Regions from separate parts of the Homo sapiens genome. Here region 2 is linked to region 1. A link is an interaction called in ENCODE POLR2A ChIA-PET data of the cell type or tissue named here. Cell type or tissue: A673. All regions are shown on one strand. Links, peaks and the distances in the headings refer to the core of each region. The heading gives the core; the rest is flanking DNA.

Region 1 (4,392 bases), core at 316-4,315:
GGTTGCAAGGTGCTCAGTGGGGGAGCTTTTTGAGCCAGGATGAGCCAGGAAAAGGACTTTCACAAAGTAATGTCATCACTTAAGGCAAGGACCGGCCATTTTCACTTCTTTTGTGGTGGAATGTCATCAGTTAAGGCGGGGCAGGGATTTTCACTTCTTTTGTGATTCTTCAGTTACTTCAGGCCATCTGGGCATATATATACGTGCAAGTCACAGGGGATGCGATGGCTTGGCTTGGGCTCAGAGGCCTGACAGAAACAGTTTGAGTTTTTCCCAAACGCAATTCTAGGGCAATACATATATGTTTTGAAATGTAGATTTTATCATTATTCAGGTCTGATGATGCCAACAGATCAGAAGACTGCCATTGATAAGGTGGCTTGTTGCAATTACCAAGAGGAGGAGGCACTCACTCCTCCACACGGGGCACACAGGCAAGCACTAGAGTTGGTTGAAGACAGAGGGAGAGGGGAAAACCATGGGCAAGGCTCTCTATTGTGGTTTCCAAGGGAAAGAGCATGCAAAACAGGGCAAGCGGGTTGAGGATTGGCTTGTCTGAGTAATTTCAGCAAGCTCTGGGGTATAGGGACTGTGCCTAGTTGTTTGCTACCTGGCCCTGGGGTGATGAGGGCAGGGAATCATGGCCTGGTCAGGAGTGTAAGTGCAATAGAGGAAGTGTCGCTGGTAGGCATTCTAGATTGGTTGGTTTGCATATGAAAGGTGCGCTCTCAGGCCAGCCCTTGACTTTCTCTAGTAATTAGCCCTGGGAGGGGGGACTCCCGCCAAGACAGCAAGGCCCTAAAACAGCAAAGCATCAGAATACAGAAAATAAAAAGACGCAGTTAATACAACATGCGACTGGGGCACCTTCCAGGGCATAGGTGTCCACAAAAAGTGCACACAACAACAAGGACACAAAACAGCGTTTCTAAAGCCACACTGACACTGTGAGAGAGATGCCTGACTTCTCAGGGTCACAAAATGGGAGACAAAGGCAGGCAGAGGGTGCAATTTTAAGAGGCTGTTCTCTCAGCTGGTGACTGAGGCTAAGGGAGGACCATGTGGGGAGGTTCTGTGCCTCCTCCAGGGGAGGGCACTAAGGCTCTGTTCTCCCTGCCCAGCCCTGTCCACCCGCACACTTGTTCCTCTGCCCTGTGAGCTTCCTAAGCTGCTTGTTTTGAGGGGCTTCATCTGAGAATGTTGGCCAGGGGTATTTTCCTGAACTGTGCTGCCTTCTCTGACAGACGTGCTTCCCATCCAAGACCAAAGCCCACTCCATTCTGGCCTCCAGGGGCCTGAGCTTGGCTGGGCCTTTTTCACTCGGATGAGCTTTCATTGCATTTCTAGCAACTACACTGTGGTGTAGCGATCAGAGCCACCAGTTCCGGAACCAGGCTGCTCCTCATTTGCAAACTGCAAATGATGAAATTAAAGTTAATAAGACTTGCTCATAGGGTTACTATATTAAGTTACTCTACTTAGAACATGCCACTTACACAGAAAGTATTATGTAAATGTTATGTTTGCATACATTACAGCACTGCCTAATAATTGGGCAGAAATGACAATCAGCTCAAAAAAACGGATTATAATTATTGATGATTTTAAGAAACTTATCAGGTTCTTTCTCCCTCAAGTAGTCCTTGTCAGACCCTTACTGGACCCACACTAAGTGCAGGGCCTGAGCTAGTCCCCGGAGGCAGATGTGGAAACCTGTCATCCCAGAAGAGGAACAGTAGCAATCACTTGTTGATTGGAACTATGCACCTTGTCTCCCTGGCTCGTGGTCTGATATTTCTCATGGCTATCATGTAGCCAGGCAAAGATCCTATTAGTATGGTTATGCTTTCAATTATTCAAACATTTACTAACTATCAGATGGCATTTTAAACACTGGGTACAAATGAGTCAACTTCATCCTTGCCACATCATTAAGGGATGGGTATTACTAGTCCCATCTTAGATGCAAAGAGAATGTGACTTGGAGCGGCTCAGTATTTGCCCCCTCTGCAGCAGTGCATGGCAGAAGGGATCCAAGCAAGCTGCACACAGGATCTTCTATGATGCAAATTCACACAGGGAGGAGGCAGAGCACCTGCCTGGAAAAGTGTCTCAAACTGAGTTTGGAAGGATATACAGGGGTTGGCCCAGCAAAATGGGTAGTTAGGATAAAGTCAACCTATACAGAGAAAAAAACACATTTCCAGAAGTGGAAGTGTGGGGTGGGCCCGTGCCTGGAAGATGCCAGTGTATCCGTGAGGTGTAAGACATGAGGCTAGAGAGGTGGGAAGGGCCAGGCCATTCTCCAGAAGATTCTAGATCAGTCCAGAATTTATTCTCAGGGGTTAAATTCAGTCATTTTGTGTACCCTCCTACCCATTTGAAATAGCCAAAATTTCAACCACAAACTCACTAAAAAAAAAAAAAAATTCCATTATTTGTCTTTTCAGATGCCAGAGGTCAAATCTTAAAACTATCTGGCCTGCCTTTGACCTTCATGGGAAAACCTAAAGTGTTCTGTCTCCATAGAGCTAGATGTTCATCAAATCCAATTACCTCTCCCAGCTGCACCGCTCACCAGGAGGCAGGGCTCTGCTGGGGACAAAGAGAGGCAGAGGAAGCAGACTGTCCCCAGCCCCGCTTCCTGCTGCAAATTAAGCCAGGCATCGACTGTGCCGACTCACCACCTGGCTGCTGCCACAACAGCAGCTGCAGCCTGTTAGCACTGAAGAGTTTCTCTCCCAACTATTCCCATTAGTGTGGCCAGCGAGGGGGAGGATGAGTAAGTGTCTGTGCTCAGCTTGGGGCTCTGGCTCCTGCTGTCTCTTCACTGGGCTCTGACCTCCAGGGGCTGGGCGGGACATCCAAGCGTCAGAAGCCAACATAGGCCTGCTGACTCCCAGAGTTCGGCGCCTAACTTGGAGACAGGGCAGCAGAAGAGATTCTCAGCCCTGGCTGCCAAGCATTGCTCAAGAAGCTTCAGATTCAGAGAGACTGGGTAAGGCGGCCCCTCTGGGTCTGTAAAGCACCACTGTGATTCCAAAGCACAGCCAGGGTCAGCACTTCACCGATCTGTATTCACCAGCTGTCCTGCACATGTGTCTTTGATAGGACATGTGGGAAAGACATTAGGCCCTTCCAGCTCCCAGTAACTAAATATAGTCCTTCACATATCTCAGGGTAAGGCACTCTGTACCTTTTCAAACTGCTTTCATATACCTTGTCTCATTTGAGCCTGTGAGCAAGGGGAGGAGGCCGCTGAAACCCCAAGGTGCACTGAACGCCCCTGATGCCTTTAATCACGCAGCCAATTAGAGGCAAGGTTGGAACTATGCACCTTGTCTCCCTGGCTCGTGGTCTGATATTTCTCATGGCTATCATGTAGCCAGGCAAAGATCCTATTAGTATGGTTATGCTTTCAATTATTCAATACTTCTGTGTTACAATACACTGCTTATGTGGAACTGCTTGTAAGTGGCCATCATTGACTTCACCGATGAATCTGCTCCCCCTGTGTTGGAGAAAGTACCGAGTCATTGCCTCTAACCCCTAGCAAATGTAAAATACCTTTGCAATAGCTGGAAAAAGAAAATCACTGATGCCGACAGAATCTCCTTCATTCTCATAGACTAGGTAACAAAAGGGGAAGAAATCATGTCAGCTGAAAGATCTGGGGAGAAATCGATTTGGGACTGCTAGAATCACAGGAAGTTTTTGTTGAAGGATCAGAAACCCACGCAAGCCAGCTCAAGCAAAAGGTTTATTGTACAAGACACAGAGCGATGTAACAGAACCCAGCTGTAGGAAGTGCAGCTGGGTCTCCAGGGAACCAGAGAATGAATGGCAACCGTTTCTCAAGCCACATCATCTCTCATCTTGGCTTCTCTCTGTACACCTGCTCCCATATCCTCCCTATGGGCTGGCTTCCCCTTGCTGTTCAGGGTTTCTGCTCCTTCACAACTTCAGTTTGCTTATTGCTTTGTCTAAGTAAGCCTCACCATGAAACTTGACTCTACATAACTGTACTTGGAACCTATAGCTAATCAAGTCAGTCCCCGGAACTGGAAGCATCCCTATTCCAGATCCTCAGGGAGAGGATCTGACTGTTTGGCTGGGCTGGCAGGGCCCACCCCACTGTCCACTCATCTGATTCCAGGAAGGATTGAGTCTCATGGGATGCTGCCTAGATCTAAGCTGGCAATGGGGATGACAGGTAAAGAGACCAGTCACTTAGAACTGAGCCAAGACAAACTCAGATGACTCTATCCCAGGAAGAAAGGCAAAGCCTCCCTTCTGAAAGCCATTCAACAAGCAGGTCATTGAAGTGTGTTGGAACACAGGTTAGAATAATAAATAATAGGCTGGGTGTGGCGGCTCACGCCTGTAATCCCA
Region 2 (4,392 bases), core at 259-4,258, 540 kb before region 1:
GCTTGGAAAAGAGGCTTTGGTTTCAGAAAAATGGTTCTTAAATGGTGATGTTGATGCCCCGTGGTCTTGAGGATGAACAGTCTTGCCTGTGAGGCGGCAAGAGGGGCCTGTTTGTCTGTCCCATGCCAAGGTTTCCTCCATGCTGGCATTTATTATCTGCACAATGTTCCTGCAACTCTAGCAGTTAAACACACTGGCACCGGAATTGAAGCAGCAGAAAATCTTTGCTGGGGCTCCGAAAATGATACCCCAAATTATATTGCTTTGGCATGCTGAGTGCTTTGAAAGAAGGAGATTCACAGACCTCAGAAATAAGCCTCAGAACCAAGGTCTCTCTCTGACCTTCTCCTCCCCACCCCCTCCAACTTCCCTTCAGAAGCACAGGGAGGGACTTTGTCTCAAGTTCTCTTATCTGACTGAGGGAAGTTCATCCAGAAGATGTGCAATTGTCTTGGACCCCCTCTCTGGAATCTACATTAACCAGAGATTAACTCATATAGCAGAAGAAACTAAAAGCCCACACCAAGACCCCACTCTTGGAGAGCCTTTTCACGTATTCTTTCAATTATTCTTCTAAAGGCTGTCACCTGAGAGATTTATCTGCATGATAAAATAACCTCTGTTCACAATAGAGTTCTGCCCCTCGCCTTCCCATAACTTGTTGCCACCTCCCCGAGACCCTGTGGAGGAAATTTGTTCCCGGCTATTGTCTGCATTTCCATCCTAATCATCTCCCCTAAACATCATTTACTCTTCTAAAATTGCCTACATCCCTCACTTGCCTCTCCCCTATGCAGAGAGTATTTAAGCTTCAACCATCTGGCCCTTCTTTGAGTCTCATATTTTGTGTGGCTCCTGTGCACATTTGCACATTAATAACAAATTTATTAATCTATTGTCAGTTTATTTCAGCTGACATAAAGATTCAAACCTTCAGATGGGGAGGGAAACATTCCCTTCACTCTTATGCCTTCCAGGGGACCAATACATTAAAAAAAAATTATTCTGTAGGTTTTTTTTTCTTTTGAGACGGAGTCTTGCTCTTGTCACCCAGGCTGGAGTGCAGAGGCACAATCTCGGATCATTGCAACCTCCGCCTCCCGGGTTCAAGCGATTCTCCTGCCTCAGCCTCCCGAGTAGCTGGGACTACAGGTGCCCATCACCATGCCTGGCTAATTTTTGTATTTTTAGTAGAGACGTGGTTTCACCATGTTGGCCAGGCTGGTCTCGAACTCCTGACCTCGTGATCTGCCTGCCTTGGCCTCCCAAAGTGTTGGGATTACAGGCGTGAGCCACTGTGCCTGGCCCTAATATAAGCCCACTGTAGCTCTTAATATTGTTTGCCAGAGCCATGAATTATCTGCCCCCAAAATTAGAGATAATATCTCAGATGGGAAATCAGTGGACGAAGGAGATAGATTAAAAATATATATATTTGGAACTCAGCCATCGCTAAAAACATTTAAGGAGTTAAGAACTAAAGTGGATGGTCTAGCAGCTGCCAAACAATGACCAGCAATTTCACAGCAATGGCCGCACCTTCAGAGAAAGTGCTCAACAGACACTCGTTTTCCCTCGTGACTACTTCAGAGAAGTGAATTTTGAAAATAAACATGAAAAGCAGTGCAATTAAAAAGCAATTAGGTCAGAATCACAAAATGGGCTTCTTTTATTATAGTTATTGTTTTAATTAATCATGAGAAATTGCATAATATACTAGTTTTTGGGGGGAAACTGTTCACGGTTGTCTGGGGGAAAAAAGCAGGCAGGAATTAATATCGCACCTCATTAGAGCTCCTGACATCTAAGTCTTTCCTGACAAGTAGACTGACAGGCTGGTTTTTCTTTCTTTTTTCCAATTTTAAGAATTAGCAGATTGTTAGATTAAGGAAGTGAGAATCTGCAAGACTTCATCTGTAAACAAATTACCAAAGAATGTCCTTCCCAAGAACCCAATCTGTAATGCTAATGAAATAAGGACTCCGCGTTAGGAGGCAGCTATCCTCTGCAATTAGGTCCCACTTAACACAGCGGGAATTGCTGAGACGAGCAGACCTAGGTTGAATGACTTACTGAACATGAGCTTATGCAGCTATAGGAGAATTTAAAAAGAGACATAAGGCAGCATTTTTTCATGCTACATCATAGTAAACGGAACCGATCCAATCATGTCCTATTCTCTCGGTTTCCTTTTCTCTGCAGGAAGCCTCATCTCCCAGGAGCATTTGAAAGTCTCACGGGGCTCTGGAAACGTTTTTCAGAACACGCAGAGCTGCTGCATTCGTATCATTTTATTAAAATTCATCTACATATTCATAAGGCATCCATTTTTGCTGAGAACTGGCATTCAGGAAACTTAAGAGGGATCCCATTTTTTAAGGCAAAGAGAGATAAAAAGTAAAAACTAAGAAATATTTTACATCCCAGAGTTAGAGTGAGTGTGTGTATGTACATGAATTTAGATAATAAGTCCTCACATTGAGCCAAGAAGGTGGGGTCGGCTTGAAACATGTCTTTAAAAAGAAAAAGAATAAATTTTGTATTTAAAGAGCCATATCCCTGCCAACCAGTCTTCACTACTCCAGAACTAGTGAAAGAACACCCAATATAGTAACTCAACAGGGGAGCTGGCTGCCAGGGGCACTTTCATACTTGAGCTTTCTTTGGGAATCGAGTAGAAACTGCAGTTTATTTGAAGTCAGCGGCAGGAACAGTGTGCAGTAAGGTTTGTTCTACCAGACGACGCAGGCTAGAAGCAGTGACTCTGAGAAGAGTGGGCGGGGTTTCGGGCTGACTTTGTGGGCTCAAGTTCACTTGAGTGTCCAAGGCTCTGGTGCTAATGTGATCATTCTGCAAACTTCCTGTTCGGTAAAATGGAGGCTTTAAAAACTGGACATGTAAAGATCTGTTTTAAGAATCCTTTATTTAGCTTTAAATTTCTCTGAGATTAGATGGCTTTCAGTACCTGAACTCTTGGTTAGCTGGAAATGGAAAAAACTGGTGAATCTAAACCACCACATTGTATAGAGAGTCTCTCAGGGTAGAAGAATGACTCTGTCTTTAGGGCAGACGTTATACCTGGGCTTGATCAAGACATTGATGAAATAACCAAACGCAAGCTCTTTGGACTGGGAAGCTCCAGCTTCTGTCCAATAACACAGAAGGCTGTTTCACGGTGTTGGGAGGAACAAAGAAATAGGTTTCCTTCTCTACCCTGGGCAGGCCATGCCCCACCCTCACCCCAGGTGACCTAGTGTTTTTGCAAAGGGCCCTTGGTAACCTTGGTTACTGTGTAATGTGTGACAACTAACATCACTCCTCATCTGTGAAAATGGCCCTGACGATCTTGCCTGATTATTGGGAACACCAAATAAAAACGTGTGAAAAAGGACTCTGAAAACTGTCAAGGTCACTTTAATGAATGCAGGCTTATAATTTGCATTTGGCAGCTGTGTGTCAATGGTGACTGGGAGGTCAGAGTGGAGCTTTCTCTAGCAACTTGGAGAGGCAGCCGATGAGACAGGCTCTGAGACATCTTCCAAGTCCACATGCAGCAGCGGCTCCAAGTAGAGAATACACTGTCAGTTAAAGGGACAAGGGTTCCCAGGCCTGCAAGAAGGGCTCAGGAGATGCAAAGGTGGGAGAAGATGAGGAAACATATTTAAATAAACTCTCTTTAAGAAGGAGAGTTCAAGAACCTCTACAAGGCCCAGAGAGGGGATGTGGCCAACAGTAAGACCACACTTCTTATGAGATAGCCACGAAGACCAAACAGAGGGTCATGGGAAGGAAAAACTCCTAGATGAATATGCACCATCTCCCTGAACTGCCCTTGTAATTCGGATTTTGTAAGGAAAATACTACACAACTTAACTGATTATTAAGTAAGCATTAGTTTATGCCTACACAAAGACAGGATTCTATCACGGAAGAGATGGGGAATAGATACTGTCAAAAATAAAAAAGGAAAGTTATAAACAATGCCAAGCCTCCACAGGCACTTTCTGGGTATCCAGTGCTAAGGGGCATGCTCAGTTCCTCCCTGAAGGAGGCAGGCACTTCCAGTGGAGTCCCTCTAAGGGAGTTGTGTGTTCTGATTAGGACTGGAGTCCTGTGTAGGAGCAAATCTGCTGGCAATGGGGCTCCGAAATGCTGGTCTCCACAGCAGCTACGTCTAACTGCGTGTCTATGAGCAGGCATTTGGGCTGTGGCTCAGGTTCCCGTGGAAAAACTCCAGGACAAACAACACGAGGATCATGCAAGGTCGTGGTATTTCCAAGGTCCTGATTACTGTGCTATGTATTTACAAATTATCATACTGGCAGTCTGGATACATTCGATTTGTAAATTGAGTTTGAGTCTGCCCCTGAGATACAAACCTAGTTTTCATCT

The links. ChIA-PET counts read pairs that join two places held together with the same protein. Peaks named below come from ENCODE experiments on the same cell type or tissue, not always from the same donor. Only the 100,000 strongest peaks of a DNase experiment are listed, where the experiment ranks them.
Region 2: POLR2A ChIA-PET joins it to region 1 with 6 read pairs; 1 of 35 experiments calls an interaction of 5 or more read pairs at or near these places.

What each region holds. Positions count from the first base shown.
Region 1 is chr1:229,692,804-229,697,195 of GRCh38, reverse strand. No RefSeq gene overlaps it. Among named protein-coding and RNA genes, the nearest start is that of URB2, 69 kb to the right of the region's middle. RefSeq lists an enhancer at 1,783-2,284. In A673, for the core only: no CTCF peak of the experiment used is centred there; DNase peaks (open chromatin) are centred at 2,695, 3,495 and 3,815; H3K4me3 peaks cover 940 bases; H3K27ac peaks cover 2,327 bases.
Region 2 is chr1:230,230,248-230,234,639 of GRCh38, reverse strand. The region is part of intron 3 of GALNT2 (polypeptide N-acetylgalactosaminyltransferase 2); the gene reads right to left. Among named protein-coding and RNA genes, the nearest start is that of GALNT2, 170 kb to the right of the region's middle. In A673, for the core only: no CTCF peak of the experiment used is centred there; DNase peaks (open chromatin) are centred at 1,539, 2,119 and 2,719; H3K4me3 peaks cover 1,636 bases; H3K27ac peaks cover 2,761 bases.